Regions from separate parts of the Homo sapiens genome. Here region 1 is linked to region 2. A link is a loop called in an ENCODE intact Hi-C map of the cell type or tissue named here. Cell type or tissue: mammary epithelial cell. All regions are shown on one strand. Links, peaks and the distances in the headings refer to the core of each region. The heading gives the core; the rest is flanking DNA. Region 1 overlaps LOC105373175 (a long non-coding RNA gene). Region 2 overlaps TSPAN7 (tetraspanin 7).

The links. Peaks named below come from ENCODE experiments on the same cell type or tissue, not always from the same donor. Only the 100,000 strongest peaks of a DNase experiment are listed, where the experiment ranks them.
Region 1: it touches region 2 in a loop (8-fold over the local background); 4 of 110 quality-filtered maps call a loop at or near these places.

The regions. Positions count from the first base shown.
Region 1 is chrX:39,244,332-39,261,156 of GRCh38, reverse strand. The region is part of intron 2 of LOC105373175 (a long non-coding RNA gene); the gene reads left to right. Among named protein-coding and RNA genes, the nearest start is that of LINC01281, 75 kb to the left of the region's middle. In mammary epithelial cell, for the core only: no CTCF peak of the experiment used is centred there; a DNase peak (open chromatin) is centred at 7,396.
Region 2 is chrX:38,656,405-38,673,229 of GRCh38, reverse strand. It overlaps TSPAN7 (tetraspanin 7), which reads right to left. Exons shown (of 8, transcript NM_004615.4): 2 at 6,921-7,109; 3 at 1,780-1,854. Among named protein-coding and RNA genes, the nearest start is that of TSPAN7, 100 kb to the right of the region's middle. RefSeq lists a silencer at 15,435-15,484. In mammary epithelial cell, for the core only: a CTCF peak has its summit at 8,751 (motif pointing left); no DNase peak of the experiment used is centred there.

The DNA of each region.
Region 1 (16,825 bases), core at 3,576-11,575, 590 kb before region 2:
TCCCTGTGGCCACCACAAGGCTAACAAAATACCTCTATGCAAGCAATATAACTACAGAAACAAACCTGGCACACTTACATTATATTTTTCTAGGTACCTGGTAATCTTTATGACCGATATGGCCTTGCACACTTACATTATTTTTTTCTAGGTACCTCGTAATCTTTATGACCGATATGGCCTATAACACTGTCCAATCTGAGTGTAGAAGTCTGAACTTCAAGCTCCAGCTCAACCACTAAATAGCTGATAAACCTCATGAAAGTTTCTTAACGTCTCTGAACCAGAAATTCCTTAATGGTGATGTGAAGCTAATGGTAATGGCTCTATGTCTTATAAGATGCCTGTTGAGTATCACATGCAAGAAGGTATAGAACTGGCAATCATGACCCATTTGTGCTCATCAATGAATAGGCCATTTCTACAGAGGGGTGACAATAGGTATATAGATGTGAAGGCTGGTTTGAGGTGTAAGGGGAAGGGGCATGGCCATAGGACATGTTTTCCTTCACTTAGCTTGAGATTTTTTTGAGGAAATTATAATATAGGCTTCCATAGATATATAGATAACAGGTAGGCTTCCATAGATATATAGATAACAGATGATAGGTAGCATTAGAGTGTAAGATCCATATGGATATGAATTTGCTTCTTTTGATCACGAATATAAATATGCACTTAACACAGAGCAGTTAATTAACAAGTATTTGTTAAATTAATTGATTTGCTATTTCTTATGTACTAATTGATTTGCTATTTCTTATGTACTAATTGATTTGCTATTTCTTATGTACTTGTCTTTCCAGTTCCTACAGCTGGGAAGACAATCCCCAAAAGGGAGCCCTTGTGTTTTTTAAAAGAGAAGTGAAGGCAGCCTGTGTAAAACTTGTGCCAGGTGCTGTCTGAACAAGTGTTCGTTTGTGGGCTCAGGGTGGTGCCCAAGTCTTAGAACTTAGAACAAAGAAGAGAACTCAGAGCAGAGAAACTTCAGCAGGACATTTTTTTTTTTTTTTTTTTTGCATTGCTGGAGTGGAGGGTGAGGTTTCAGACACAGAGCACGGGAATGTCCAGGGTAAGATGGGGACTCAGAATGAGTGAACTTGGTGAAGCTAAGTGGGTCTCCATCAAGTCCATCATCAGTACACACTCTGGGTGCCCTATTATAAAGGTCTTGAGAAAAGAAGTGCCTGGGTCAACCTAGCCCCAAACCAAGTAGATGCTAGAGCCTGCGGATTCTCTACTCAGAAAGAGTCTCCTGAAATCGGGATGATCTACTCAGAAGAACACTGGAGAAAGGGAAGCAGCCTGACACTATGAAATTTTTACTGCAGATCAACAAGGGGGCTGGAGAAATGGTTCTCATTTCCTGACACCTGATTGGAGGGGGTTCAAGGGTCATGGGAGGAGAGGAAGTAGAGATGGCAGGTTTAGACAAAAGCAGTTTTACTATAAAGATGGGGAGGAGAATGGATGGTGGCTGGAGAGATGTGTGCACCAGGGAGGTTTCTAAAGTATTTTTTAATGGCAGGTATTACAGCATGTTTTTATGCTGATGGAAATGATCCAGTGAAGAGAGAAAAACGGAAGAAGCAGGAGAGAGAAGAGATAACTGCAAGACCCAGGCCTTGAATAAGCAATAGAGGATGGGATCCAGTTCACACCTAGTGGGGCTAACCTGGCATATAATAACACAAAGTTCATCCATTTTATTAGGAGGAAAAGCAGAGTTTGTGAGTATAGATTTGGGTAGGTAGGCAGATGGTGTGGTGGAAAGGAAGCAAGTTCTCTGCTTCCATCTTAGGGAAGTAAGGAAGAAGGTCATCAGCTGAGAAGAAGGAAGGGGGAGGAATTGTTGGAGGTTAGAGTAAAGGTGAAAAAGTATGAAATAGTCATCTCAGAGAATGAGGAGAGAGAATTGACTGGGGAAATGCGATAAGATTGCTTGGCTGCACTGAGGTCCCACTAGAGGTCTGCCATCATAAATTTCAAGTGAGACCGGTCAGAAATGGTTGAGTGTTTTTCACCAGCTTGCTTAACAAGGGCAAGCAAAATAATGGAGTTGAGAGAATGTACAAGGAATTGACAATATGTGCAAGAAGTGGTTATGGGAATGGGCTGTGGACTCTAAGGTGAAATAGGAGAATAAGGAGAGAGTAAAGGAGGTAAGATGCAGTGAAAAGTTGGTGCAATGGCGGGACTGGGGACCTAAAGGGGCCCAAGATTGATTGGCTTCAGAACACTAGAGAAAGAGAGCTGGGATGATATGAGGTGGGAATATGGGAAGCTGGAAACTAAGGCTTGGGAATGGAGCAGTTTTGTTAATGCCACCTTGGCAATAGGTAGCTGAGATGGAGATGATAAAGACCACAGAAAGTGAGGATGTCAAGGCAATGAGAGGTCACAATGTTGGAAGGTCTCTCTAGGTGTTTGTTGAAATGACAAAGAGTTAAGAAATTTGTAGTGGTGGAGAGAAAGATAGTGTTCCTGGTGATAAAATCTTCAGTGAAAAGCAGTGATGGTGTGTGTCTGATAGAAGATGATTGCAATAGGGAGATTGTGGCAGCCACAAGAATGCCCTTCTCAGACCTCTTACTGGCAGGAGTGTAACTGACCTGTGGCTGCACTCTGAAATCCATTATCACATTGAAGCCACACCCTCCACCAGCTGCTCTCAGCCATGAGTGAGCACAGCAGGGACACTAGGGCAGGCGCCTCAATGGGAGATGCAGGATTCCTCTGATCTGCCCCTTTGGCCCAAGGACTCCTCATTAGTTTTGCCAAAACTTTCTTAGACATGCACTGAAGTCAGACTTTCCCAGTTACCCTTCCTTCTACAGAATTAGACCTGCATCATGTGTGAAGGCTCTCTCTGCTTCCTCCAGCTCCCTCTCCATTTTTCCCCCCAACAGGTAGTTTCTCTAGTAAATCTCTTGCATGTCTAATCTTGTCTTAGTGTCAACTTTTCAGATGACCTGAGCTAGCAGAGAGAGGATATGGGGAGTGTATTGGTCCATTTTGTGTTGCCATAAAGGAATACCTGATACTGGATAATTTATAGAGAAAAGAGATGTATTTGGCTCATGGTTCTGCAGGCTGTATAAGCATGGTGCCAGCATCTTGGCTTCTGGTGAGGCTTCAGGGAGATTACAATCATGTCAGAAGGTGATGGAGAGCCAGCATATCACATGGTGAGGGGAAGCTAGACAGAGAGAGAAAAGGTGAGGTGCCAGGCTCTTTTAAACAATCAGATCTCACATGAACTCACACAGAGAAAACTCACTCATTATCGTGATGACAGCACCAAATCATTCATGAAAGATCCACCCTCATGACTCAAACAACTCCCACTAGGTCCACCTCCAATGTGACATTGGAGGTCACATTTCAGCCTCCAAACCATATAACAGAATGTGGTCTGTAAGAATTGCTTCCAGGGATCTGGGTGCTTTAGGGATAAAGGAGGGACAAAATAATCTGCAAGGAAAATCTTCATCCCTTCTCCAAGCCCAGGATTCATGGGGTTTGGGTGTGACAGGGTGGTAAGAAAATACCACTTCTTCTAAGGGCTGAATGGGAGGTAATGTCTCCAGGATTCAGACAGAATTCAGGTAGGCAAAAAGTGAAAGGAACAGTCTGCCAATCCCTGACCCGACCACCTAGCCTGATGATACCAATGGTGCCCTGATAAGATTCTGTAACCCTAGCCCAGACTTATGGCATATGCTACAGAAGCAGTCAGACAGCATGATTCCCAGACGGTCACCCTGCATGCACAGTAAACTATCCCTCCTCCCCTGGGCTCATCTGTCTAACGAGCCCAGCCATCACCAGCCTAAGAGATTTTGCTTTTCTAATATGGGATGGAAACACTCAGTCTTTTGGCTTTAAAAGACCTGCCCTATTTCTCTTTCCTTGTACCTCATCTCCCACAGCCTAGACTCCATGCTGGATCCCGTTACCCCTTAGCAATGAAACTTCTTCACGAAGAGCTCAATGTTTGATCTTTATTTTATTTTCCTTTAAGTTTAGTGAAGAGTTTGAAAATATAAAAGTTATTATGTGGATAAAGATCACATGTTCCAGAGGGCAGAGTTGAAGTGTCCAGGTGGCTGGGGGAGGGGTGGGGGGGAGGGGCGGGTTGGAATTGGGAGCCCAAGTCAGCTTGGGGAACATTCAGACCATTTGAGAAGAGGGGTCTTAGAGAAACCTGAAGGGATAGGACAGTTGGTAGTGGCCAAGATAAATCAGGATGTGAGGCATGATGGGACAAGCCCACATGGTCTCTTGGGAGGGAGTAGATGATCAGTAGTTGCAATTGTGGGTCCGTTCTTGGGACCCATATGGATTTGTGATAGAAGGGCAAGGGGTAAGAATTCCAGGAGCCCACAGAACTCTGGGAGCCCCTCTTCAGGTCTACTTTGGGCCTTGTCAAGGCCAATGGAGGGGAAGCCCTGCCAAGAACATGCTGAACACTGCAGGCCTTGCCTATACAGTGTTCAACAAACATTTGTTAAAGATCTACTATGTCACAGACTAAACTAGATGCTAGGGACATATCAGTGAATATGACACCATCTCAACTTTCAAGGACCTTAAAAAGCAAAGAGAGCAACACAAAAAAAATAAATGCACTATAATAATAAAGTACATTATTGTAATAGTCTTCTTGTGGGGCATGAATGAACACATGCACGGGGGCTCTTAATCTTGAAACCTCCAATCTGACCCCTCCCCCACCAGGCCTTGTAGAGAATGAAGTAATATGTGCAATGCCAGTCCCCATGGCTGTGCCAACATCACTTGCGGACAGCCATCCTTGTCACCTTTTCTCCCAAATATGAAGACATCGCCTGTCATTCACTGCTGTACTTTCTGAGGCCTGCAGGCCTGGATGCCCTCCTGTTGCCTGCTGCTTGTGCCTATGAATATTCCTGCCAACAATTCCTCCCATCCTGTATACAAATGACTGCTGTGATCTGAATGTTTATGTCTTCCAAAAGTAACACATTGAAACCTAATCCCCAGGGTGATGGTATTAAGAGGTAGGGCCTTTGGTAGGTGATTAGGTCATGAGGTTGGAGCCCTTATGAATAGGATTAGTGTGCTCATAAGAGGCCCCAGGGCGTTCATTCTCCCCTTCAATCATACAAGGATGCAGCAGTAAGGCACCATCTATGAGGTATGGGCCCTCACCAGATGATGAATCTGCCTGAACTTTGATCTTGGACTTCCCAACCTCCAGAACTGTGAGAAATAATGTCTGTTGTTTATAAGCCACTCAGTTTATGATATTTTGTTATAGCAGCCTGAACATACTTAGACAATGACATTCTTCTCATTAAGAGAGAGTCTGTGTCCCCTCCCCTTGAATCCAGACTGGCCTGTGACTTGTTTTGGCCACCAGAATGCAGTGGAAGTAACACCATGCTACCTCTAAGCCTAGGCCTTAAGAGACCTGGCAGCTTCTGCTGTTACTGCCTTGCTGCACCCCCCTTTTCTGAGACATGGTCTTGTTCTGTCACCCAAGATGGAGTGCAGTGGCACAATCACAGCTCACTGCAGCCTCGACCTTCTGAGCTCAAATGATACTCCCACCTCAACCTCCTCTCAAGTAGCTGGAATTACATGCATGCATGCACCACCACATCTAGCTTATTATTATTGTTATTATTATTATTATTATCATTTGTTGTAGATACAGGGTCTCACTATGTTATCCAGGCTGGTCTTGAACCTCTGGGCTCAAGCAATCCTTCCACCTGGTCCTCCCAAAGTGCTGGGATTATAGGTATGAGTTGCTACTTTGACTCACTATGTAAAGAAGTCCAGGCCACCCACTTGGAAAGAGAGGCTAAAAAAGGGGACCAAGTGGAGCAGGACTGACATGCACAAGGATCCAGACACATGGGTGAGGGCATCTTGAACTTTCCAGTGTACCATCAGGTGATGCACCCACATGAGTGACCTAGCCAATCACATGTGGAGTAGAGATAAGCCATCCCTCCCAAGTCTTACCTGCAGGTAAACCCAATCAGGGTTCCATTCTCCCTCCTGCTTGTTTGTTAGTGTAGTGGCCTCATGCTCATTATTCAGGAGTGATGAAAACTAACTAGCTATTCATAGGCCTAATTTCCTCTTCTTTCTGGGCACACTACTATATTTCTCAGGCTCTCTTGCAGTTAGCTGAAGCCATGTGACTAAATTCCAGGCAGTGGACCAGTAGGGAAGTGATGTGTGTCACTTTCAGGCCTGGTCCCTAAAGACAGGGACTCTTTCAGCTGTTTCCCCTAATCCTAGCTTGGTGTAGATGAGTGACTTTGGAAGACCTGTGCCGAAAATGGTGCAGAATATACAGCCTGTGTCTCTGAATTCACTTAGAGGGAAACTTCTCATGAATCAGAAGTACCTGTTTTAGGATGTTAAGTGAGCCAGAAATAATCTACCATGTTTGAGTAGCACACATGTTGAGATTTGTTTCTTACAACAGTTAGCATAATCTCCATCAACAAATCAGATATTTCTGATATAAACAAGGCATTTTTAGGATCCTTAAATTTGGAACTGAAAGATGGAAAGAATTATTGGATAATAACTCTCTATGTACAATATGGAAAAAATTTAAACTGAAATAACTAAGCAGTTAAATTAAGTAATCTCATTTGGCCTGGACAGCGCTGGCCCAGGGTAGCTTTAAATACCATCCTCCTCCTCCTTTTCTAGTTTCCCCTAACTGTCAGATCCACCAGCAGATAAAGGCCTGCCCAGGTCTGCAAAGGCCCTGACAGCTTCAGAAAATATGTCCTTCAATCCAGTGAGTCTTGGCATTCTGTCATTCAGGGGACCCAGCCATCCCCTCCTTGAATTATCTTTGATGCCGATTAGACCTGGTGCCCAGATTAGCTCGCAAAGCCTCTGGGTCATTGTGTTGACTCCTCTTCCTCCAGGCACTTGAATCAGCCAGCAGAATTGGAATCCTACCCAGAACCCCATATTTATTTTTGGTTCGTTGTTTTCTTATTTCCTTTCCCCTTACCCACACCAAAACCCTATACTAAACCCAAGGTTATCTGTTTGGGATTGTAATATCCTGTCTGCCTTTTGCTAGTCCCTGTCCTTTCCCAGGAATGGGATCTGTCTTTGTGTTCCCAGCTCAATGGTTGGGGTCTTCACTAATGACAGATGTTCAGGAAACATCCTCTTCCAACCTCTAAGGATTTAACCAACTTCTGAATTTGAGACCCACCTGAAAAATTCTTGAAGGAAAATGAGGCTGCAGCAACTAGTGGACACTACCTGGGCCTTCTGAATGGCTTTTCCAGGGCAGCTGGTTGTTTCCTCAAGTATACATTTCACCACTTTCTGTGGGCATTGTGCTGCAGAGTGACTCATGACTGCATACTTGAGTCTGCACAAGTCCTGCCACTGTGCTAGTGTCTGAGTCTCTTTCTGCTGTCTCCAGCCTTGCCCCAGGCTTTCCACATTGTCTTTATCCATTCCCATCAATTCACCTGGCAGTCATCCCATGCAGTGTCTTTATTTTGTTATGTCTTGTAACAGTCACTACTGGTGTCTCTGTTCACATCCCCTCCCCAAGCTCACCAATATGGTTCCCTGTGGACCTTATTGTTAGTTCCCATGTGCATGCACTGTGATTCCAACTGCTTCCCACCTCAAGCATCTGTGTCTCTCTTCTTCTCTATCTCAGGGATTTCACTAGCACCAAAGGAGCCCAAGTAAGGACAGCTCAGAGGAATGGGGATTTCTTATTTCCATGGGGTAACTGTTAAGCAAGGGGGAATCAGAGTCAGTAGACTACATACTCCAGGAGCTTCCTCAGTAGGTCAGTTCTAATGGGTAATGTACTGGATTTAATGATGGCCTCCCAAAAGACATGTCCACCTGGAGCCCATAAATGCAAACTTATTTAGTAAAAGGGTCTTTGCAGTTGTAATTAAGTTATGGATCTTGAGATTAGATCATCTTAGATTAGGGTGGGCCTTAAATAGAATGCCAAGTGTCTTTACAAGAGAAGAGAAGGAGAGAAGACACAGAAAAGAAGGCTATGTGGTGAAGACTGAAGTGATGCAGCTACAAGCCAAGGAATGCCAAGGGATACTGGCAACCACCAGAAGCTTCTGGAGGGAGTCTTGGAATGAAAGAGCCAACTCTGCCAACAACTTGATTTCAGACTTCTGGCCTCAAGAACTGGGAGAGAATAAATCTCTGTTGTTCTCACCTGTCAAGTTTGTGGTTATTTCTTATGGCAGCCCTAGTGAACGAATCCATATATTCTACACAGTTTCTCAGAGGGTTCCTAGAAGTTTGAGCCCCAGTTGCTCAAAGGGATCTTTCACTTGGTCTCTTCTTCCTGTCTTACTTTTCCCACTCCCTCACTTGAGTTACATGGGATCTGCATCCTCATCTTAAGATCTGCTTTTGGGAGAACCAAAAATAAGACATGTGCGTAGTAGGGAATGCTTCTATCAGTAACTCAAGACCTGAACATTAATAGGATTTGTTGCCCTCTCTAAAAACCCACAGCTGCTCTATCATCGGGTTAACTCACTTTGCCCTTCTCCTTTCTCCTCCTCTTCTTCTTTTCCTTCTTCTTTCACATATGCTTGGTTTCTTTCAGTCAATCATTTTTGTTTCATTCACTCCTGCTATATGGCTGGAGAAAGGATTCATCTATCCTTTAGAAAACCAAAAAGTTGGGACAGGAAAAGTTTGGCTTCTAGAAATGTACTGAAAAATGCCACTTCCTCAGGAAACAATGAAACAAACAACCTTACCTATTTTCTATGGTACTTGCAGTTCCTTTACCCCAAAGCACCTCAAAGCTATAATGGTTCAAAAGCAATTCATGATCTCAGCACTTTAGGCTTTTAAGCTTGAACTGCTTATTCCATCAGGGTCACACTGGGACCTCCCCAAACCATGTATCCTTCCCTCTGGGTCTATTTGACCTTTGGATTCTAGCCATGTCCACCATTGGCCCAGCCTGCTACTAGCAGGGTCATGAGTGGGACAAATGTGTTTGTTCCTCTTCATGCATCTGAAACTGTCTTTGAGCACATTCTAAAGCAGTAGAATTTGGGTTTTAGTTGCTGACCTTCATTATTTGAGCCGCCTGCTCTTCTCTGTCAGAACTCATTGTAGATATTTAAAGTGAACTGTTAGTTTCACATAAAAGTGCAGGAAAGTTTACAGTTGGAGAGTAGTCCAAAATCTATTCATTTATCACCTGCCATCTATTTTCTAGTTCAGGTGATAAAGATGTATTTGCCCTGCTTTTATTTTGATTTGTTTCCATTCTAATTCAAAAGTTTCAAGTAACCCATCTACTCTGATGCCATTTTGCTTTCCCACATGTAGAATCTTTGATTCTTGGAAGGAGTGGAAAAAGACCTGGGTGAAAAGCTTCTACTTGGATGTTTAAAAGTTAAGGCTAGAAAGGATCTCGAAGATAACCTAATCCAATCACCTTAAAAAAAAAAAAAGATGGGATCTCGCTATGTGACCAGGCTGGTCTCAAACTCCTGGGCTCAGGTGATCCTCCTGCCTCAGCATCCCAAGTAGCTGGGACTACAGGTGTGAGCCACCATGTCCAGCCCAACCACCTTCTTTTACAGGAAAATAGAGACTCAGAGGAGGTGAAATTACTTCCCCTAGGTCAAATGGCTAACTGTAGAGTGAGTTGCAGAACTCGGGGAGACATGCAGCCCTATAGGCCACAGTGCTTTCATGACCGAGTAAGTTGTGGACTGAAAACCAATGCTCTCCCAGTATCTCCAACTGACCAGGCTGAGGTTGCTGTCTGTTGTCTACATCAGCCTTATTAGTTTCTCTTCCAACTGTGCTTTAAACATCTCTTCTTGTCTTCTCATCTCTTATCAGAGTCGCTATTAAATTCAATAGGGGGCTTACTTTCTTTTGTCTGCAAGTTTCCTCTGTAAAACATGAAGCAGTCAATATTTTTTTTCAAATCCAGCATTAGATAAACCCACCATTAACTGAACATTTTTCCTTAGAATTGCCCCGGAATGCTTTCACTATTTTTTGCCCAGTGTGGGGACAATGACTCACACTGGATATTCCATCACCAATGCCTCTGTTCACACTGAGGCCAGAGCAGAGGTTTTCTTCCAGCCTAAAATAGGGAGGTACCATCCATTTGTTAAAATGAAATAAATGTTCTCTGTAGCTTGGGCTCCTGGGCAGTAGACAAGCCAAATAAATGCGGAATTGCTCTTTTTTTCTCCAATTCTATGGTTTCAGACAGAATACAATATCTATCCATTGTCTAACACAGCCCATTAGCCACCTGGCTGACAGAAAATAATCTTAAATGGACACTTTGAAGATGGGTCAGCCCACGGCTTTTTTCTCATAGGTTTCAATCTTAATAGAAAACTATACTTAGCACTATAGAACCTTGTCAGTCAAAAGTCAGGGACTGTACTGTGTCACAATCCCTTTTTGCTAGGAGGAAAAGTAACACTTGGATATTGTTATTTGTATTATCATTATCATTATTAATATTATTTTTGAGAACACAGTAATATGCCAATTTAATTCTTTTAGTATTAACTCATTTTTAAAATTAAAAGCCTATAAAAATTACCAGCTGTACAACCTTTCAGATTCACCTCTGTCATCCATAAAAAGTGGACAATAATAGCCATCTGGCAGAGTTGTGAGGGTTAAACAAGAAAGAATCCATAAAATAATCACCTGATACGAAATCAGTGTTTCTTAAGGGTAAAACTTTTTTTCTCTTAGCCATATAATCTTTCTGAAGGTCAAGTTTGCCCTCTTCCCACAAAGCTCAAGGATGCCCCCTAGATAAACAGAACAGGCAATCTAGTGCTTTTCTCATGACAGGATGACAGTAAATTTTGTTGAAAAAAATGGAAATGAAGCTTGATGTGACATCCTTCCCTATGACTGAGCTATAGAACTCTGTCTCTATTGAAGGTCATTGGCCCACACAGAAAAATCAATCAAAGGCTGTGACCTGCAATGTAAATTAGCATTCTTTTAGAGAAAACCACAGGAAAGGTTGAACTCACATCATTTCAAAAATCAAGAAAAGGTAGTCCTGCTCCCAGTATGGCTGAATAAGCTCCTAAGCTCCTACTTGACTAACTCTGCCACAGATATCAGCTACATGGTCTGAACAAAATACAAAAAGAAAATAACTACCTGAAGGCCCTGGAAGGCAGCAAAAATAAGCAGATCCTGCCGTGGAGTCAATCTAGGGAAGCAGGGGGAAAAAAATGGATGAGCTTCTGATTTTTACAGCTGTTAGTCTGAGATTAGACAATAGTAGCGTTTAGTCTGAGATTAGACAATAGATGATGCTGCAAGGGGCTGCTGAAACTCCTATAGAAAATCCAATCTTCCCAGCATGAATGGTTCAGGGCAACCTGAACCCATAGTCATTAGAAAATGAGGCAAAAATCCTAGAAAGTAGTGGGCTAGAGAAGAGCATCTAAATTCAGTGTATATATTTTGCCCAAATCTCCATCTGATCCCTGAATCACATGTACAGGGAAGACTCAAAGTATCCCAGGTAGGGACAAAAAAATTACACTGAGATTTGAGTTAGCACCTAAAAAGCAGACTTTGCAGTTTGAGTCCAACCAATTTAATTGTCTTTTTAAAAAGAGAAATAATCTTTGGAGGAATATAACAGAGACCACAGTCCCCATAACATTCACAATGTCCAGGATATGATCCAAAATTACTCAATATATGAAGATGCAGAAAAATGTGAATAACTCTCAAAGAAAAGATAATCAATGAATTATATCCTCAAGAGAACCCAGATGTTAGAATTAACAAACAAGAATTTTAAAGTAGTTATTATTATAAATATGCTAAATGACTTAAAGAAAAATATGCTTGTGATAAATGAAAAGATAGAAAATTGTAACATAAACTATAAAAACAAATAAAAATATTTTATCAGTAATATCTGAAACAAAAGTTAAGAAAAAGAAACAAAGCTTCATTGAACAACTCTTTACAAATATATTTGCTTTATATTATGTTATTTAAGGAGAAGGTAGAGTGAGGAAACAGAGACAGAAAGAAGAGGCAGAGAGGGAGGGGATGCTAAAAGGAGAACTGGAGAAAAAAAGCAGGAAAAGAGTTATGACCAAGGCAGCTTCCAGAAAAAGGAAGATACAGAAAAAGTGGAGAGAAGGAATACATTGAGGCTGAGGGAGCAAAATATAGGAAGAGAGACTGGAGAAGAAAAGTTCATAAAATCTTAAGGCTTATAAACTACTTTTGCTTAAGTCACTGTTCATTTGGCATGAACTGGAGAGGTTTATGGAAGACCTGAATATATGGCTTCTAATCACGTTTAAAATGGCCTTTTAAAATGTCAGTTATTGCTTAATAAATTACTAATCAAACTTAAAGAGATGCCACTCTTAATTATTTCCTTGGCTTCAATGGTGGAACCTTAAGTCACAGTCGCCTGAACAGAGGTTAGATTCTTCATCTTCACACCACACAAACCCCAGAGCATTTGGGTCACATCTATCACCTGTGACAACTGTCTGGCTGAGGAAATTCCAGCAAGATGGGTCCTCAGAAATGACTTCCTCTCACCACCGTGAGTAGGGTTGGCAAGGGGTTGCATATCTAACGGTTGTTAGGGTAGCTTGAGAGCCTGAGAGGAAAGCACTATCTAATCTAAAATCAACTGAGATCTTGCATATTTTCTGTGCTCCAGTTCCCTTGGGACAAAACTGGCTGCCAACTAAGCCTGTCAGGGGCAATTTACAGTTTAATAGAGGATTCTGGTTAATAGACAAACCCTTAAATACTTAACGATATGATTTTGTAATGGTAGAATTTCAGAAAAAAAGATAGTTTTGATTGGGAGATAAAGGCTTCTCAGACAGCATAACCCCTGTCTCTTGGGGCTGGAGACCAAGCTGGAAAATGACCAAATGACCCTAAACCATTGATAAACCACTGTCCAGCTGTGGGCTTTTAGTTCACATGCAATGAGAACCAACTGAGCAATTTCTAACTCTTCCATCCTAGTGTCACTTTTCAGATTCAGAATCACACATCAGATTGACATTGCTGTATTCTTTCTTTTCCATTCGATTAAGCTTTTAATCCTCACCAAATATGACTATTTCCATGCTTATATCCCTATATGGCAATAATGGTCTTTCTTCCTAAATTGGATGTGTTATTTCTGTAAAATGTTTTCGATCACAAGCCATTCCTTATTTGCTTTGAGAAGTGATAAGAATTAGTTCGTAATATCACTGATGAGGGAAAACGTTAATGGGAATTTTAGCATCATACAACATCAATGGAAATAAAGGGAACTTGCTAGTCTACATTTATTCGCTAAACTGCATTTTCTTAGAGCCATGAATTCAGGAAAGGTTGCATGATAAAGAGAGAATACAATAACAGTTGGCCTTGATATAAAAGCTCTTTGTGTACAAAGCAGATGCAGATCTGTAAACAATGCGAGCTTCTTTCAATAGATGTCCTAAATGAATTTAGGCTGTTCTTTGCTTTGTTTTTCAACAGAAGCAATTTTAGCATTTTGAGGAAATTCATTACTTTCATCAATAAGAATAGATTGAGTTATGGGGTACATGAAATTCTGCTAAATACTCAAGATATTGAGCTTTTTGTGGAAAAAAAGGAATATTAAGAATTTCTCTTATTGGGTCAGTCAAAAACATTTTAATGACAACTTAACTCACTATATTTCAAGCTGTGTGGAGATATATAATATATTTTATATATATATATATGTATATATATATGTATATATATATACATATATATGTATATATATATATATATATATATATATACATATATATATATATATATATACAGATGAGCTCTATTGTCAGACAAGCTGTTCCAAAGCTCTACTTTGTTGTCAAAGTGGATACAGGAGCAAGTTTTGTTTGTGGAGTTGGCTCCACTCTTTCTTCTAGGACCTATCTGAGCAATTTCTTATCCACTTTTTAAAAACAGCTTTATTAAGATATAATTTACACACTATTGTGTATTTTCAATTGTGTAACTACCACCATTATCTAATTTTAGAACATTTTCATCATACCAGAAAGAAGTCCCATACCCAATAGCAGTTGCTCCCCATTCTCCCTTCCTTTCAACCCCTGGAAAACACTACTGTACTTTCTGTTTTTATAGATTTGTCTATTCCAGCCATTTCACATAAATGGAATTATATAAGATGTAGCTTTCTGTGTGTGGCTTCTTTCATTTAGCATAACGTTTTCAAGGTTCACCTATTCACCTATGTTGTAGCAGGTATCAGTACTTCATTCCTTTTTATGACTGAATAATATTCCATTGTATGAATGTACCACATTTAGTTTATCCATTAATCAGTTGATGGACATTTGAGTTGTTTACACCTTTTGGCTACTATGAATAATGGTGCTATGAACATTTGAGTACAAGTTTTTGCGTGAATATGTGTTTTTATGTCTCTTGGATAGGCACATAGGCGTGGAATTACTGGGTCATATCGTAATTTCATATTGAACATTTTGAGGAACTTCCAAACTGTTTTTCCAAAGTAACACCATCTTAAGTTCCCATCAGCACTATATGAGGGTTCCAGTGTCTCCACAACCTCACCAACTTTGTTATTATCTGCCTTTTTGATTAGTGCCATCCTAGTGGATGTGACATGGTATCTCATTGTGGTCCCCCTCCACTTTTAAGTGTCATTACTATAAATATTCCTCAGCCATCAGTTCCAAAAAGGCTTTTACCTTCACTGTGTCCCTGAGTACACCTCTCCCCTTGTATCTGGTAGCAAATCTGAAGAAGAAATAATCATTTCTTCATTCATGTGCTAGACACTGGAGATAAAACAAGAGACACATAATCCCAGTCCTCTTAAAGCTTACAGTCAACAGAACAGATGGATATTTATACAAGGGATACTTTATGATATGGAGAATATCTGGAGGAAAAAGCCAGAGTCCCTATTGTGCACCAATAGAGGATGGCAGGAATGAGGATAGAGTGATAAAGTGGGTGGGAAGATCATAAAAGGCCCCACGAGTCAGGTTAAGAAGTTTGGACTTTAAGAACATGTGTAAAAATAAAGGTTCATCTAGAGAGAGAAATCATTTGATCAGATTTGAGTTTTTAGATAGCTACTCTAATGGAAGCAGAAATCTATAGGATAGAGAACCACATAATGGCAAGGGTGACCAGCCCTATTGTAACTTAGTTCCTACAGCAGAAGACATCCTTCCAATCTCTGGGTGGACCCTTGCGAAACTGATCCTGTGTTCTTGGCCTCATGGCTGAACTCCTAATTTTCACATAAATCCTATCAATAACCTGTTCCACTTTACTCAAGGCAGTGGTTCTTAAAATGTGGTCCCTGGACCAGCATCATCAGTATCATCTGGGAACTTGTTGGAAGTGCAAATTCTTGGGCTTTACTCCAGATCTACTGTGTCAGAAATTCTGTGGGTGGGCCTAGCAATCCATACTTCAATAAACCCTTCAAGGGAATTATCATATACATTCAAGTTTGAGAACCATTAAAATAACTTGAATGAGATTCCATTTTTTTTGTAACTATTTTACTATTACAAGACAGAGCGGTTCCATACAAGGAAATGATACAAGGTGATACATATTTAGTTGTCTAATGGCTTAGATTAGGGGTCTGCAAACTATAGCCCATAGGCCAAATCTTATCAGCCACCTATTTTTGCAAATAAAGTTTCATTGGAACATAGCCAGGTCCATTTGTTTAAATATTGTCTGTGGCTGCTTTTGCATTGCAATAACAGAGTTTAGTAGTGATAACAGAGACTATATAACCCATAAAGTGGAAAATATTTACTACCTGAACATTTACAGAAAACGTTTGCTAACCCCTGGTCTAGACTAGTTGCATGATACAGGAACATTTTAATAAGGGAGATGTCAGAGAGTCCAAGTAATAAAATAAAATACAAACACATGTGATAATAAAATCTAGTTTCTCCAAGTATGACACTAGAAGGCACATTGCTTGGTGAGCGGAAGCAGTTTGACCATATTAAACTTCACAAAGACCTCAATGAAGTCAAGACCAGGAAATCTCAAACTTAAGGGGACCTACTAAAATGCACATTACAACTCCCTCTCCATTATGATTGAGAGGTGTGAATCTGAGGTGGAACTTAAGAATGTATATGTTTACCCAGTGCTCCAGAATAATCTGACACAGGTGGTTCCTGACAACTCCTAGATGAGCACTGGGCTGGAGGCTGCTCAAAGGGCTGTAAACACAGAGTATCATGAAGCAGCACAGTCTCGCCCTCAAAGCATGCATTGCTTTCTGAAGCTCACTCATCTTTTCCCATCCATGTAGGACCCAGGAAAAAGAAGAAATCCTTCTTTGATTTCTGTTTTATTTGATTTCTTGCTTTTTTTCTGGCCTTTAAAACCCCCCTCCCAGCATCATATGTTAGATGTCTGGATACTACCAAGCTTAAGGCAAAGGAGAGGCTAAGCTTTCTCTTACATGCCTGAGGCTTCTCCTTGAGTTCTGGGTCCCTATCTAAGGACTCACCCTTCTGGGAATGACCTTGGGTTTCAGAAAAGATCATCTTTCTTGCCCATGAAGATGTCTTACTTTGCTGATCTCAAATGATGAGCCTTAACAGAATACAACATAATTACTGAAACATTCACTCAAAGGAAACTGACATACAGCATAAGAGTCATCTGCTTATGAGGTCATGGCATCTGGACAGTATTATCAGAGAGTTGATGGGATATGATA
Region 2 (16,825 bases), core at 3,838-11,837:
TTGGTAAAATGCCTCCAGATTGGGAGGACAGCAAATGACAATAACTACTTGGTGGGAAGCTTAGGGCTAAGTATGGTGACTCTCCTAACTAGGCATATTCTTTGCTAAAATGCTGTAAACTATGTCCATGGGACAGTTACAAGAGATAGAGATACCAGTTACATGCAGCTTCTAAGCTAAGGTGGCTACCACACCCAGCTGTGTCATCTCATTTCGCTACACTTAAGCTGTCTCTTAGGATGGGGGACTGTACACAGAATAGGCACTAGACTATTTTGAGGACTCATGGTGGAGAAACAAGCCCACTACTGCCTAGCAGGCAAACTGTGCTTCCTTTGTTATATCTTTCTGCTTTTGTTAAATGGCACTAAATGAGACCTATTGTCATCATGTGAGTTTGACTAGCCAAACTCAAGACCAGCGCTGGTGGTCAGAGTGGCATTGTACCTTCCTCCCACAACAGCCCTCAGGGTTTCAGCCAAAAGAGATTAGGTACATGAGGATTTCCAGGCCCTAGGCAGCAAGCACCATTAAGAGAAAAACCTCTCCACAGAGCGCACTCCCAGCAACAAACAAGAGGCTCAGGTAGGAACAAGCCAGGCTGCTCCTGGTGTTCATACATGCACGAGGGGCACTTATTAGGGCTGTTGAGGCTGAAACTTCATCAGGTCTCACTTCACTAGAGACTATGAATGGGGTTCTAATTCCAAATGCAGCACCCATACAAACTGGGTTCTGGGAATCAGCTTTGGCATCTGGGATACTGTCTTTGGTAAAGGGGAAAAACAAGGCAGTAGGGGAGCAGAGAGCATACAGTCAAGCTCAGGGGGAACTGAACTTGGCCAAGCACAATAGTGGGATCTTTAAGTGTGCAGCAAGATGGGTTAATGAAAAATTTTTTAAAAAAATTAAAAAAAAAAACAGGGCCTGGGAACAGATGATGCCAGCCTTTCGAGACCCACAGTAACACTCTCTGTTTTCCACCTGTATATATTTTTTTTCTTTTTCTTTTTAACACATGTGTATCTACTTCTGGCTTTACTATTATTTATGGAGAGTCAATGATAAAATTTTGAGGCAGCAAGACAATTAGTTTGGCTTGCCTTTATAGTCTTAGAAATCTTGTTATACAGATATACACTTGTGCCTTACTGAAGCAGCTATTTTTAAAAACAAAAAATAGAGACAGGATCTCACTCTCTTGCCCAGGCTGGAGTACAGCAGTGTGATATTAGCTCACTGCAGCCTCGACCTCCCAAGCTCAAGTGATCCTCCCTCCTCAGCCTCCTAAGTAGCTGGGACTATAGAAGCAAGCCACCACACCCAGCTAATTTATTTTTTTTATTTTTTAGAGATGGGGTTCTCACTATGTTGCCCAGGCTGCTCTTGAACTTCTGGCCTCAAGAGATCCTCCTGCCCCAGGCCTTGCAAAGCTCTGGTATTGCAGATATGAGCCACCATGCCCAGCCTGAAGCAGCTATTTTTAAGGAGTATGAAATCCATATTGAAGGTCACTGCTTTATAACGGGAGAGAATCATTTTATGCAATGGCTACACAGAGAAACAGTGAAGATCAACAATGAAGGTTTCAAGCTTGGTGGAATTCCCACATTTAGAATTTCATGAAAATTTCAGGTCATATGACATGATCTTTGGAAAACAACAACACCACTGAGGAAAACAGCTAGCCTATATGCACCCTTTACACATTTCAAGAGGTTTCAAGAATCCTCCTCCCAAACACCCCTTAACTGAGTTCTGCATTTTGTGTATACTCACCTCATGACGAAACACAAACCCTGAAATGCCAGCTACGAGCTCAGCCAGGAACACCAGGGACAGAAACATGGCATACTGAAAATTAAGCACACAAAGACAAAGTCAGATACATCAGGATTAAGAAGAGGGCTTCTTCAGGGTAGGTTACTTTCAATCAGCGGGAATTAGACAAGTCCTCACACTCCCTAGACAAAGTTTAGAAAAAAATATAAAACATTCGTCTCTAAATTTACCCACATAAGCCTCAATCTAGGAATGTGTGTTTAATATGCATATGCATTTTGGAGTACACAGGCTGGGGAGAATTCACTGAGAGACTGGCATTGTGCCTATCAGCTTGGCTCACCTGGAGAAATCTGGAAGGAACTTTCACAACTAAGGTATCCACTATTTGTTACACTAGAATCTTTGAGCTAGAAAAAAACCAAACTGCTCTGAAGGTCACAGGACACATTCTGCCCTGTCTGGGGGTCCTTTTTTACCAACTTCCTCACGACGGTCTGCAAGCCAATTCCCTGCGGCCCATTCCATTTTGAAACTGTTCCAATTGTTGGAAAGACTTCCTTTCCCTTTGGCCACAAGTCTGCCTACTTCTAACTTCCACTCACTGGCATTGGTGCTGCTTTCAGAAGAAATAAGAACCAGCCCAATGTCTTTTCTCTAACGCTAGCCCATCATGTTTGTGAACACGGCCAGGATGAGAACCTGCTGCCTAGGCAAACGCCTCCAGTAGTCTCAACCACATCTCAGATGAAACAGTTACAAAACTGCTTCATTTGGAATTGTATCCCTCCCATCTGGGCCCAAGAAGCCAAACGTGTGCAAGATGATGTTCCTCTTCAGATTGGTGGTCATCACTGGACACAGTAGCCACTGCAGCTTTCCTGTGGAGTTGCCTGCCTTTCTTGTTCGGGATGCTGCGTGGAGTTTAAAGCCTTTCAAAAAGTAAATGCACTATACTACTAATGACATTTGCAAGCATCTAACGCCTTTAGTGCTTTTCATCTCATGCTGCTGATACTTCTCAAGTTTTTTGCATGTGCATGCACATGCAAGCACGCCTAAATTCAAGGGTAGTACATGGTATTTACGAAACATTAAGGATAACTTTGAAAGGCAGATAAAAACAAGAATTGATTCCTTACCTACAAGGCACATGTCTTACAATCTGCTTCTTATTTCAAAATGAAATATAATGGTTTTGAACATTTGCAATGGCCCTAAACAATGCTGTGGAATTTGGATAGATTGCATGTGGCCACATTACTTACCTGTAAAGTATACACATGTCTCATAAAGTATACATATGTATGCTGAGTCATAATTTTTTTTTCTCATCTAGTGGCACATATATCGAAAAAGGAAATGTTGGCTTAAAATATTAATTTCTTTCTAAATATTAACAAAATTCTCTAGAAAGCACAGCCACTCAAATACTAAACATGTAGTTATGAGAATGCCCCATGTACATGACTTCTTTCCCAACTTCATACAAAATGCAATTCAAAGCAGAGTTTGATGTGAGACTCTCCCATTTTGCTGATGGGATAAGCCTAGACTCTTCCAGAAAGTTGGGTGGGAAAATAACTGTTAGCAGGCAGGTGGAAGAAAGGGCATTTATCTCTGTAGTCAGAAGTCCTCCTAGGTTTGAATCCTATCTTGTTATGAACTACCTCTTAGAAAGGAGGCAGCCTCTCTGGGCTTCCATAAAGTAGACATAGTTATTTTCAGTTGTTTTGCAATTAATGAGGTTATATAAGGACTGCAAAATTCTAGACTGACAGTTAATCAAGTGACTTCCGCTCTCATCAGCCGAATCAGCAGTTTTCTGTGTCTGGCAAGTTTCCTGCCTCTAGGAGCTTTCAGAGAGTGGCCGTTTTACCTACAGAAAGCATTTGCCAAAAGCCTATTGGGACGAGCTTGTACTAAATACAGGTCAGTAGGGGTTAGAGCTTTTTTCCCAAATGTAAACATTGGAGTTGAAATAGTCCTAGCTTTGGAAGGAAACATACAAGGGTTCAAATCCCAGCCTTCCATACATTAGCTGTGTGAATTTGGGTGGGTTATCTAAACCCCCAAGTTCCTATCACATTATATGAAAATATAACCTACACTGCATGGTGGTAGTGAGGAGAAAAATAAAATATCATACGCACCCAGTATAGCCTCTATCACATAAAAGGACCAAATCATATTTTAAAAATTTTATTGTTTTTAACTAACATATAATAATTGTACATATTTATGGGGTACAGTATGATGTTTTGATACATGCATACTCTGTGTAATGATCAAATCAGAGTAGTTAGCATATCCATTACCTAAAATATTTCTTTGTGGTGGGAACATTCTAAATCCTCTCTTCTAGCTATTGCTAAATATGTAATACATTAACTATAGTTACCCTACTATGCAATAAAACACCAGATAATTCCTCCTATCTAGCTGTGACTTTGTACCCATTGGCCAACCTCTGCTTCTCCCTCCTCCCCTGTCTCTAGACAAAAAAAAAAATAAATGCTGATGAGGATGTGGAAAAGGGAGAACTCTTATACACTGCTGATTGGAATGTAAATTAGTACAACCACTATGGATAACAGAGTAGAGGTTCCTCAAAAAATTAAAAGTAGAACTACCATATGATCCAGCAATCCTACTGCGGGGTATATACCCAAAGAAAATGAAATCAATATGTTGAGGAGATAGCCACGCCCCCATGTATATTGCAGCACTATTGACAATAGCCAACCTAAGTGTCCATACACACTGGACACAATGTGTCTATACACAATGGAATACTATTTGGCCATAAACAAGAATGAAATCCTGTCACTTGCGACAACATGAATGAATCTAGAGGATTAAGTGAAATAAGTCAGGGAAAGAAAAGACTAATAACTGCCTGATCTTACACATATGTAGAATCTAAAATTTGATCTAAAAGACATTTTTAAAGACCCAAATTAAGCCCCAAACCAAAAAACTTCTCTACTTCCCAAAATGCTCACCTGCCAGTGAACTTGTGTTAGGAGAAGAAAATGGTAGTGTGGTGTGAAGCCACCTCCAGAAGAGGCCAGAACTAACTATTCCATTGTTTATACACATATCCTATTTTATGACATTATACTCAGCTATGGGATACTTCTGCCCCACAAGCAAATTGAGAATTAGAACATAAAAATATCACCTCTCCCACCCCTCTCCAGTCATAGTATTTGGGCCGGGAGAAACTTTGGTGATTTAGTCCAATTCTATTTTGTTACAATTGGAGACAAAGGTCCAAGGAGGTTACATCCTTGCCGCTAAAGACTTTAAACAGTTAGTTGGAATCAGTCAGGTCTCAACACCACATCACTTCCCTTCTTGTTTGAATGGATGGTTTTTTAGAATTTTTTCTTTTCTCTGCTTTTGAAGTTAATTCTCCCCTTGCTACTCATTGTGCTAAACAAAAGGTTCTCAATACTGGCTACAAGATTGAATCCTCTGGAGAGCTTTTTAGAAAATAAGATGCCAGGGCCTCACCACCACTGAGGAGTCTACTTCAACCAGCTAGTGGTGGGATGCTGGCAAAGGTTTTTGCAAATGGCTTCCCAGGTGATTTAATCATGTATCTGGAGTTGAGGACTATGGCACTAGACCAAAAGAAACCCTAGTGTTTATGAGAAGTACTAGAAGGTAGACTCAGGGTGTTAGAATAGAGTGCCAGGTGACAGCAGCAGAAGCCTGGCCCATAATCAGGATGGGCCTCATTATGGCTTGCCCATCAACCTGAAGAATCAGTGGCGGCTGAGGCATCAGCCTCCTGTATGGTCTGCAGGATAGAAAATGGCAAAGTCAAGCACCACTTCTATGAGGTTGACAACAGAGACTGACTGCCCAGTGCCAGTTGGGAAGATGGTTCCTTTGGAATGAACCACTCTCACACCCACATATATCACTAGATGGTATTAAATGTTACTACAACCTAGGGCTACACAGGGACAGGCAACATGGCCCTGATGGAATCTTTGCTTCTCCCTTCACGGAGTAAGATGCCTGAAATAAATATTTTTAAACAAAATTTTATTTTGAGGACAGGTCCTTGCTAATTTTTATCTATAAAATCCTTTACCATTAATCCCCATCAGTGAAGAACATGAACAGTGAATAGAGAATTAGTTAACTGCTGTACCTAAAAGTTAAAAATCACAGTAATAGCCTTTCAATAGTCTGCCCTTATCATCTGGGAAGCATCACTGCTTTATCTGTCCCATGAGAGTATGCACCCTGCACTGGTCCTGGTAGCCAACACTTGACACTGCATAAGTCCTCTGGGTGGCAGGCTCTGGCTTAGCTCAACTCTCATAGCACTGAGACAGGGAGTACAGGTTCAGAGAAGACCACACACATGCATCCATGCATGGCCAGGCTCAAGGAGGTGGAAAGTATTTCTCCAATAGGAACTTGGAGGTGAAAGTCTGCTTATGTTCAGGATGCTGCCTTGCCACCAAAGCTGCATATCACATGCTTAAGGAGACTTCTAAGATATAGTTCAAAATTGAAACAGGGCGAGGCCGGGCACGATGGCTCAAGCCTGTAATCCCAGCACTTTGGGAGGCCGAGGCAGGTGGATCACGAGGTCAGGAGATCAAGACCATCCTGGCCAACATGGTGAAACCCCGTCTCTACTAAAAATACAAAAAAAATTAGCTGGGCGTGGTGGCGGGCGCCTGTAGTCCCAGCTACTTGGGAGGCTGAGGCAGGAGAATGGCATGAACCCAGGGGGTGGAGCTTGCAGTGAGCAGAGATTGCGCCATTGAACTCCAGCCTGGGCAACAGAGCGAGACTCCATCTCAAAAGAAAAAAAAAAAAAAGAAAAGAAACAGGGCATCTTGTCATGAGGATACAAATGGACTACTGCAATCACTGGCCACTGCTTTGTCATCATCTACCCAGAGGGACTGGGACTAGATTTAGTGTGCCAGGCTGTGTTTGGGGTTGTTTTTACCTCTAGGGGATTAAAGGATGGATTAGGAAAGAGTCTGGACTGAAATTGTTAAGGTCTTGTCTGTGACCTCAAGACGAACCACTTCACCTCCATGTAATTTATATTTTTACAAAAATATAGTTGAGAAAGCAGTATTATGTTGTGACATACTCACCAGTTTCAGCATCCATGGGCTACCACGACATGTAGCAAAGCATCCAAACAGGCCAAAGACAACAATAGTGGTGCCAGTTCCGATGAGCACATAGGGAGCATTTGTGGAGTTCTCGGCAATAAGGGAGATATAGGTGCCCAGAGTAAGTTTGCCCCAGACTCCAACAGCCAGCAGGATCACCCCAGTGATCTGAAAGAGGGAGAGGAGAGTGTGAAGCTATTGCCAAGAGAGGTGAGAATCAGCACAGAGCAATGTGGCCAAATTTGAAGACTCAAGTTTCCGTGAATAAGACGGTACTTGCTGTAGGATTCCCTGAGCAACGAGAAATGTCAGAGAGTGTTAACTAAAATCATCATAAAGACACTTCATTTATTTTCCCCAATAAACGTGCCCCTTACACAATCCCATATGCAATTATTGTGTTAATTAGAAGTCAAGCCAACAATAAAGAACTTCTTTTTTAAAAAGCAGTTTACAAAGCACATCATACGACAGGTCTGAGAGCCTTCCCCCAGCTGCTGCCTGACACCAAGCTGGGTATAACCCCATGAAGAATGACAGCTGCCCTCTTTGATGGCATGTGTGTACACAGTATATTTTATGGACATCCTGCACAATGTTTTCAGGAACACAGTGATTCCCTTTGACTATTATTGCAGAAATTTCCACAAAAACAAAATATTCCAAATATTTTTGAATCCCTATTGATGTGTTGTCTTAATATTTTATTCAATATAAAACAACAGAAGAATCTGCATAGTTCCTGGAATTAGCTGTAATGCGATTTGCCAAATCCCACTGATCAGTCCAAAGGAAATCCCTATAGCATGTCTAAACTAGAACCCTGCATCAATCAGGCCTTTACTTTATGGGATAGATTCCAGGGTGCATACTATGCCTAACACCCCACCCCCTGCAGGCCACACGCCCTGGCAGCTTTAGCTGCTAAAGCCACTGGGGTTGCTTTATGTCTCTAACCATCTCCCAAGCTGGTCTTTCAGGTCACCAATAGCTTAGCAACTCAAACTGACAGCCTTGTAACTGCTACCACTTCTGATACCGCATGAAGCTTGAAAGAAACCTGGGTGTCCAAGAAAGACCATCTCCAGTTTGGCCCCACCCTAGAGCCTAATGTCTCATACCAAATGCCTTGGATCCCTGTCTAGTTTGCTCACTCAAGTGAGGAGTCAAGGTGAGAAAACTGGAGAGAATTGGCATGATACAAATCCATACCCACCTTGCCAAGGTTTCCCTTGTCAATCAATACACAGTTCCTAATATCTGTGACCACCACCAAATATATGCTATACCATGAACCAAATGGCTGGGCCAGTGAAGATGCTTAGACCTCTCTCCTTTATACTCTGAAAATACTTTCTGTAATTTGGAACCATCAAGCTCCATTATCAGATTTTTGTGTGTGTGTGCAGGACGAAGAATGGTCCCTGTACTTTTCACTGCATAAGGTAAGTGTGAGCTTTACCTGTATGGGGGGAGAGGTCAGTAAAAACAACTAGAGTTTGGTGACACTTCCCCACCCTGGCAGCCTGTCTACTTTGTAGAACCTTCACCATGAAAGACAGAATTAAAGGTTTTAAATCAGAAAAAGATTGAGGAACTAGTGCTAGTTTTATTAGGCAAAGATAAACAATCGTGATGCAGTGTTGCGGTGAAAGTGTTTGACACTAATATTTGGGAGAAAGTGGCCCCGTGGAGGTTGACTGCCTTTCAAAAATTCCAATGGAGATGGCCTAGCAAATTAAATCCAAGAAAACCAAGAACACAGATGTTGCCAAGAGTTCTAAGTCCTCTGCTGACACCCGGTGGTTGTTTAAAAAAGTACTTTCCTTGAGCAGCCTCTTCTGCCATACTCCCCAACACGGAAACATAAAATGCCTTTTACCTGCTAAAATCAAATTTTAAGAATCAACTGTCAAGTCATTAGGGGTAAAAATGCAATGGACACTATGTAGAAAAGGACAGTGCCTGTGCCATCTTTTACTAATGCCTAGCACAGTGCCAGGCACAGAGTAAATGCTTACTATTCCATTGAGAAAAAAAATATATTTTTTTCATTTCTCTGGGTCTTAGAACCTGTATTTTATAAAACAGAGCTTATCAGATACCACATACGTACACAACTTCTACATCTGGTAAATACTGCGAGGTGATTTAAAATGGGACCAAAGAGAAATTTCCCCCATACTTTCCACTGTAGCATTATCAGCCTAAGCTGTAAACATCACAATGTAAATGTATTGAACAAAAGCAAAAATTCAGTTAAGCTAGTCGGTGTTTAGGCTGAATATATGCCTCATTCGGAAACTTGTGACTTCATGGTATTGCTCCCAAAGATACACGAACACTTCAAATACAAACTGAGCAGCTGCATTCCGTGAACTGCTATTGCTGGTCCTTATTGGAATGTGATTGCTTTAATGAAAATGTATACTGCTAATCAAGTATGAGAGTCTGATAACTTACATTTCTGTGACCAGTGATTTCATGAAGTTCAGTTACTACCAGAACAAATCTTACATGCAGTATGTCAAAGTTAACACAAATCCTGATTTTAAGGCAAACAGTACCAAGATCATTTTAATGCCTTTTCTTTCATAACATAATTTATCCTAATGCAATCATTGCTTTGTATATGAACCCTCTCCTCATGTAAGTGCAAAACCTATACCAGTTTGTTAAAATGGTCATAAAATGTAAATTACACAAATACTCCATTTTCAGAAAAAGACTTTTTAATTTCAATAGGTTTTTGGGGAACAAGTGGTGTTTGGTTAGATGAATAAATTCTTTAGCGGTGATTTCTGAGATTTTGGTGCACTCATCACCTGAGCAGTGTACACTGTACCCAATGTGTAGTCTTTTATCACTCATCCTGCTCCCATCCTTTCTCCCCAGTCCCCAAAGTGCATTGTATCATTCCTATGCTTTTTGCATTCTCACAGATTAGCTCCCACTTATGAGTGAGAACATACGATGTTTGGTTTTCCATTTCTGAGTTACTTCACTTAGAATAATGGTCTCCAATTCCATCCAGGTTGCTGCAAATGCCATTACTTCATTCCTTTTTATGGCTTAGTAGCATTCCATGGTGTGTGTGTGTGTGTGTCTGTGTGTGTGTGTGTGTGTGTGTGTGTGTATACACCACATTTTCTTTATCCACTCATTGATTGATGGGCATTTGGACTGGTTCTATATTTTTGCAATTGCGAATCGTGCTGCTATAAACGTGTTTCTTTTTTGTATAATGACTTCTCAGAGAAAGACTCCTTATAAAGACCTTGGTGGTCTTTATAAGTTTGCCAGTGGGTGCAAACAAACACAATACTATGAACACCATATTGCATGGGAGAGAAAACATCCAACATTCTAACCTTGACCAAGTCAAGGTTAAGCCTTAGAGGGACTCATGTTCCTCTCAATAACGTGGAAACTGGGTTAGACACGCCCCTTCCAGCACTCATGTGCTAGGAATCTAAGAATAACCAGAAGAGGAAGGCCTTCTCCAATATTGCTATTGTCATACTCAAACACTCCTGATGAACCAGCTCTGTTCAGAAGCTTGAACTCCACTCTATATGGTTCCAGGAAAACAGCTATTCTCTGGGCAGTTCCCAACCTTTGTTCATGATGATCCTCTTACCTAGAATTCTATCCATCCTATCTTCTTACCTATCCATCCTATCACTCTATATCCTAAATTCTTATGGTACACACTGTACTCACTCCTCTCAGCCTCCTCAAAGTCACTCTGCAGTATACCATGGTCCTTCTGTACCCTACCCATCCTCCTGTGCATATCCAGGAGCACAACCTCTTGAGGGTGGGAGCTGTGTACCTTGCACACAGTCAATGTTCTGTACCTGTCCATTTAACAAATGAATAAGCAACCAATTGTAGAGTTAAGAAAGGAGAAGAAGTTTCATGTTAGCCATCTATTTGCTATACCCTCTGAACCTCTGTGAAGAACTATCAGAAATGATAAGAATGCCACTCTGGACCAGAAAGGGCCAGTAATCTGGGGAAATAACAAGGCTAAAGACAAAGAAGAAAAGATTAAACAGACAAGGGAGAAAATGGTTAGGCTGCGGCATACCCTTAGGTGACTAAGACCATATGTGGTGGTAGTAGTGGTTGGTGGTGGACGTGCGGCGGGTGTTCAAAGAAATTGCCAGGTAGTTGAAGGAAAAAACTCACCTACAAGCAAAGGGCTAAAGATCCATAAAACACTCTAACTGGCATTTTATCACATTCTTCTTGCTATAAAAATGTTTCTCACTAAGGATAAAAACCATACAAAGATAAGCCCAAGACAAAAGCCACTATCATATGTATAAATTTTTTCTTGGCTCTCATCAACACACATTCACTCCACACATGTACTTTTGCAAGCACCCACAGGAAAGTCATGTCTCAAACATGACTTTCGAACTGAAAAGCAAGGGACTTTTTTTTTTAAAACATCTCTCTCCTGCTGTGAGGTGCAATGAGTAAGTTCGGAGTTCACCAAAGCAATTGTGTGTCTGAGCTCCTCAGAGACCTCAAATCCCTAAATCAATCATCAGCATATGTTACCTTTCTCATGGAGGTTTTGCTTCTTTCTCAGAAGAATTGACCAGCAAGCAGCCAACGCTGTGGTTCGGGGAGGAGAGAGATAGGAGACCGTGGATAAACTACATGACTGGCCTGGTGAAGGACCAGCACCACCTTATATGCTCCCAAATCAACCACAAGCCAGGATGGCAGGCCCAGCCTTCCATCAGAAGTAACCAGGCTGAGGCTCTCCCTTTCTTGCTTATTCCTGGCATCTCATTTTCTGTGTGCTTACAACACAGCTCAAATTTTATGGGTAGCAAAGTACCACTAGCTACTATTAATTTAGGCTTGGTGATGAGACAGAGTAAAGCTATAATCATGGCATCAGAAAAGTTAGATCAGAACTGAAAAGGCTTCTGTGTGATGATACATATTACTTTAAAATTATACTCAAAGAAAACTTACAGATAGGTTTGGCAATATGCCAAGGGGTATCCAAAATGCTCTGAAACAGACTTACTAAGGTTTATTTTCATCCTAAAATGGCCATTAGGGGAACGAGTAGCCAACATAAACAATTCCCCTTGCTCTTGCCAGGTCAACCTGGCTAATACTGATAAGTCTCTCTGTGGATCTTGTAGCATCCTGATCTTCAGAGAGGTGCCAGAAATAGAGGCTTCCATCCTTCTCACCTGTCCAGAGGCATTTTACTTGAGCCCACGCTGTTTTGTGCGTGCAGACCACAGACCTTATGATGAAACTGCTGCAGCTGCTGTGCCAGGTCTGAGAGGGCAAAGTCCTTATTTCCTCTCACTAAATCCTTAATACAAGGTTCATAAGCCCCACCTTCTATGTGAATATATGCACATTATTCTAATGATGGCACAAGTTCATATTTACTATATCATTCAATTAAAGAAAAAAAAGACAACAGAAATTGAATCACAGAGGTACAAGCTATCAAAAAGAGACTGCTTACTAAATAGCCATATGGAATAGAAAGCACTGTATCTAAAAACCAACAAAAAGAAACACACAGGCGAGATCGTAGGCAGAAGTCTTAGCTAGATTGCATTTTAGTTGACCCACAATTCAATCATCCCAGAGGTTTACAGGTTAATTCCTTCATAGCAACTACACACAAAGGTATTGTGAAATATCCCCCAGAGGATTCTGTAACTCAGAAGAAAATGCGTGACACTGAAACTCCACACACATCATCAATAATTAAAATCCACGTTCCTCAGATGTTAGGTTTTAAGAGGAAAAGTACCTGACAAACTATTCTCTTAGCTGATTCTTATGTGAGTGTGTGTGCCAAGGGGACAAAGAGGAGGAGAAGTCTTTGCACAATGTTGGGACCTGATTAGGTAGAGGTGGAGAAAGTGACCAGAAAAGCAAAGAAACCAGCAGCTTGTATAATGTTATGGTCTTATTTTAAGAAGTAACAGTGTGCATCCATTATATTTATAACTTAAAATTTTATTACAAATTGTATGTATACTTAGTGTTTTTAAAATAGACTAAGAACCAGAATTTATTGGGATTCCTCACTGGGCTTGAGAACCCATTCCAGATGAGTGGCAGAAAGGGACTCAATATATTTAAAAGAACATTAGCTGGGGCCAGACGTGGTGACTCATGCCTGTAATCCTAGCACTTTGGAAGGCAGAGGCAGAGGTGGGCGGATCACTTGAGGCCAGGAGTTCGAGACCAGCCTGGCCAACATGGTGAAACCCCATCTCTACTAAAAATACAAAAATTAGCCGGCTGTGGTGGTGCGTGCCTGTAATCCCAGCTACTTGGGAGGCTGAGGCGGGAGAATCACTTGAACCCACAGGGCAGAGGTTGCAGTGAGCCAAGATCATGCCACTGTACTCCAGCCTGGGTGACAGAGCTTTACTCTGTCTCAAAAAAAAAAAAAAAAAAAAAGAAAAAGAAAAAGAAAAAAAGAATGTTAGCTGAATGTGGTGGCTCACGCCTGTAATCCCAGCTGCTCAGGAGACTGAGACAGGAGGATCACTTGAGCCCAGGAGTTCGAGGCCAGACTTGGCAGCATAGCAAGACCTCCATCTCAAAAAAAAAAAAAAATTAGAATTAAAAATGTTAGAGCTCTTGGCTGGGGTTTAGAAGACCAGGGCTTCAGTTGTAGTTTTGTCATTAATGAGCTGTGTGACTTTGGGCAGATCACCTGATATTTCTGGGCCTCAGCTCACTCTTCAATAAAATCAGGAAGTAGAGAAACCTGATTGCCAGTGCTTCCCTCCCAGCTCTAACATTCTGATACAACAAATCAGAATCTCAAACTTGACACACTCAGTCACGCTGAAATATATTTATAGCTGTGCCTTTAAGCAAACAAAAGAGAGTTTCTAAGATTCTCCCTGTATCTGATAAACCACCAGCAGCAGGGGTAGGAAAGTTGGCTCATTTCTGGACCTGAAGCCCACTGTTCTGTCAGCTTTCCCAGGTGGCGAGAGGCTCCTGGGTAAGAAAGGGTAGGAAGAATGCCCAGCAGGACATGCGTTTGTAGTTTTACACAGACACGCAAAAATTTATAAGCTCACTAGCATAACAAAAGCTTTACTTTTTATAAGAAGATCCCACTGTTATCAAGACATGTGCTTTGAACTCTCTCTAGGCAAGTATTTTGACCAATTCAACCTTTTTACTCCATTTTTGTCTCGTGTACATGTATACATGTGTACGTCTGTGGGTGTGTGTGTGTGTGTGTGTGTGTGTGTGTGTGTGTGTATGGAAGATAATACATGTTATATGGCTGACAGGTTGGTGGTATCATTAAAAGGAGACAGGGAAGTTAAGAAGCGGGAGAGGAGTGAGATAATCTTAAGTGCTGACTTGTTAAAATTGAATCTGAGAACCAATAAGAAATCCAGAGACCGTCTGGTCCAGGCTCTGTTTTCTATTGGGTTTGGGGTGACCAAAGGTCACAGAGGCAACATGTTCAGAAGGCAGTTGTGAATGTGGGGCTTGAATTTAGGAGTAAGTCAGAGCTGCAGGTGAGGGCTGAGGCCAGAAGTGACAGCTAAGCGGGAACAACGAATCTTGGGAAACAGAAGCAGAAGATGGTGGGAAGTTCAAGGACTAAGGCTTGAGGAAGACTGTCACTAGAACATGAGAGGACAATGCTGGAAGACAGGGGACAGCAAAGAGACGCAAAACAGAGTGGACAAGTCTATAAAGGTGGCTGCCAATATGAGAAGTAGGACATGGAAGAAAGAGACATTTTCTCCTTTAAAGATTTATTGGAAACAAGGCCAAGCACAGTGGCTTGTGCCTATAATCCCAGCACTTTGGGAGGCCAAGGCGGGAGGATCACTTGAGGCCAGGAGTTCAAGACCAGCCTGGGCAACATAGTGAGACCCCATCTCTAAAAAAAAAAAAAAATTAGCCAGGTGTGTCAGCACATGCCTGTAGTCCCAGCTACTTGGGAGGCTGAGGTGGGAGGATCACCTGAGCCCAGGAGGTCGAGGCTGCAGTGAGCTAAGATTGTACCACCACACTCCAGCCTGGGTGACAGAGCAAGATCTTATTTTTTTAAAAAAAGACTTATGGGAAACAAAACACCAGCACAATTCATTGATCCTGCATACACTAATGACCAGACAGGGTACTCTTTATTTTTGTACCCAGTACAGCCCACTGAGATTACATTTTGTATTTTAATATTATTACATCCTAGATCCAATTCATAGACTTCAAGTTTCAGGAGCTAGGTCATGAAGCTAGAGTGATTTGTCACAAACTCTAGCTTCTATTTGGATTTTATCAGGGATCAGATAGCCAGAGTCTAAAATGCAGATTGTCTAACAAGGTATAACAAATCACAGATGCTTTTGAAAATATGAAAATGGCTTTGAATAGCACTATGAAAAGTCAGAAATTCTAGCTTTGACTGTGGGTCTATTACAGTCTCTTCATATGTGTAGTGAAACAACTAATCATTTCATAGGAAATGGCTCCAGGCATGCTGTAAGTCCAGCAAACAATACTTCCTTCTCTAAGTTGCAACCACTAGCTTACACCAGTCATGTTGCATATCTGTGTCTTAGTTCATCATCTACAAAGTGGCAGGACTAGCCCCAGGGCCCTTCCAGTGCTAGAGTTACTTGTTTCTTTGAATTGCCCAGTGGTCCTCAGAGGGGCAAATATCAAATTCAACTGTTAGCTCAGATGCCAAAGACTGGTCAACAGCATTCACCAAGGGGCTGCACCTGCTGGGCTCTGTACTCATCCTGGGGAGTTTAGCTGGAGGGTGGCTCAAGGAGGTGGCTGGCTAGAGACTGAATACTCTCTAATGTCCTGTGGGCCCATGAAGTGGTAAAAATGGACCCATATGGTGACAGTATTTTCAGAATTAAAAACAGAATCTGAACACGGTAAAGATCTTTGAAATTGGCCTGTCACAGAAAATCAGGGCTATACAGCTGCTAAAATAATAATAAATGCCACCTTGTTAAGAGAGCCTTTTACTACTTGAATAACTAAACTCCTTCAAATGAGGCCCACACAGCTCTACCTTATACTTAATTCCATTATTCAACAAATAGAGTCACAGAAAATTCCTGAACATGTTATTAGGTACTCTGTATATCACACTGGGAAAAGAGAAAAAAATGGTCAGCCCTATTGAATTGGTTTCTCATTTCTTTTATATTACCCTAAAAGCTTACAGACTTAGGTTTCTTCTCCCTTAAAAACTAAATTCCCCAAAAAGGCCCAGAAGCAAAAAGAAAAGAAAGAATTTAACTGCACACATATCCGTACATTGAGAAATGTTCTATTACATCAGAGAAGAATGTTAAGGGTAGCTTATTCTGAGCCTCTTGGCATTATTTTTTCTTTATAAGCATTGTTGAGTTCTCCTAGCAAATGTTTAAAACAGGACTTAGGTTTTTGATCTATACTAATAGTGAAGGTCTTATTTCAACTTTGAGAGTCCAAGAGCATGTGAAAGGAAGAAGCAAGCAAACCAGAGGTTAAGACTATATGAATATAGCTCATACCTCTGGTTTCATGATGACCCAGATATATAAATAGACATCATATAGGTAAATGCCTATTAGGAATTGGGGCCAGCAAAGCCACTTACCAGGAGATTTATGTACTTAGAAATCTGCACCAGCTGTAGTGGCTAAAGTGACAGAAGCTTAATGTTTGGGGGATTCCCTGTATGCCCCACCTCCTTTATCTTTTGGCACAGTTGAATACACACTAAGGCCGTGTGAGTGCCAGGAGCACTAACAGTCTTAGCGCCATTAGCAGATAGCCAACCACCAGTGAAAGAAGAGTTACGGCAAGAAACCCCTTCCCTTGCTTCCATTCCTCAG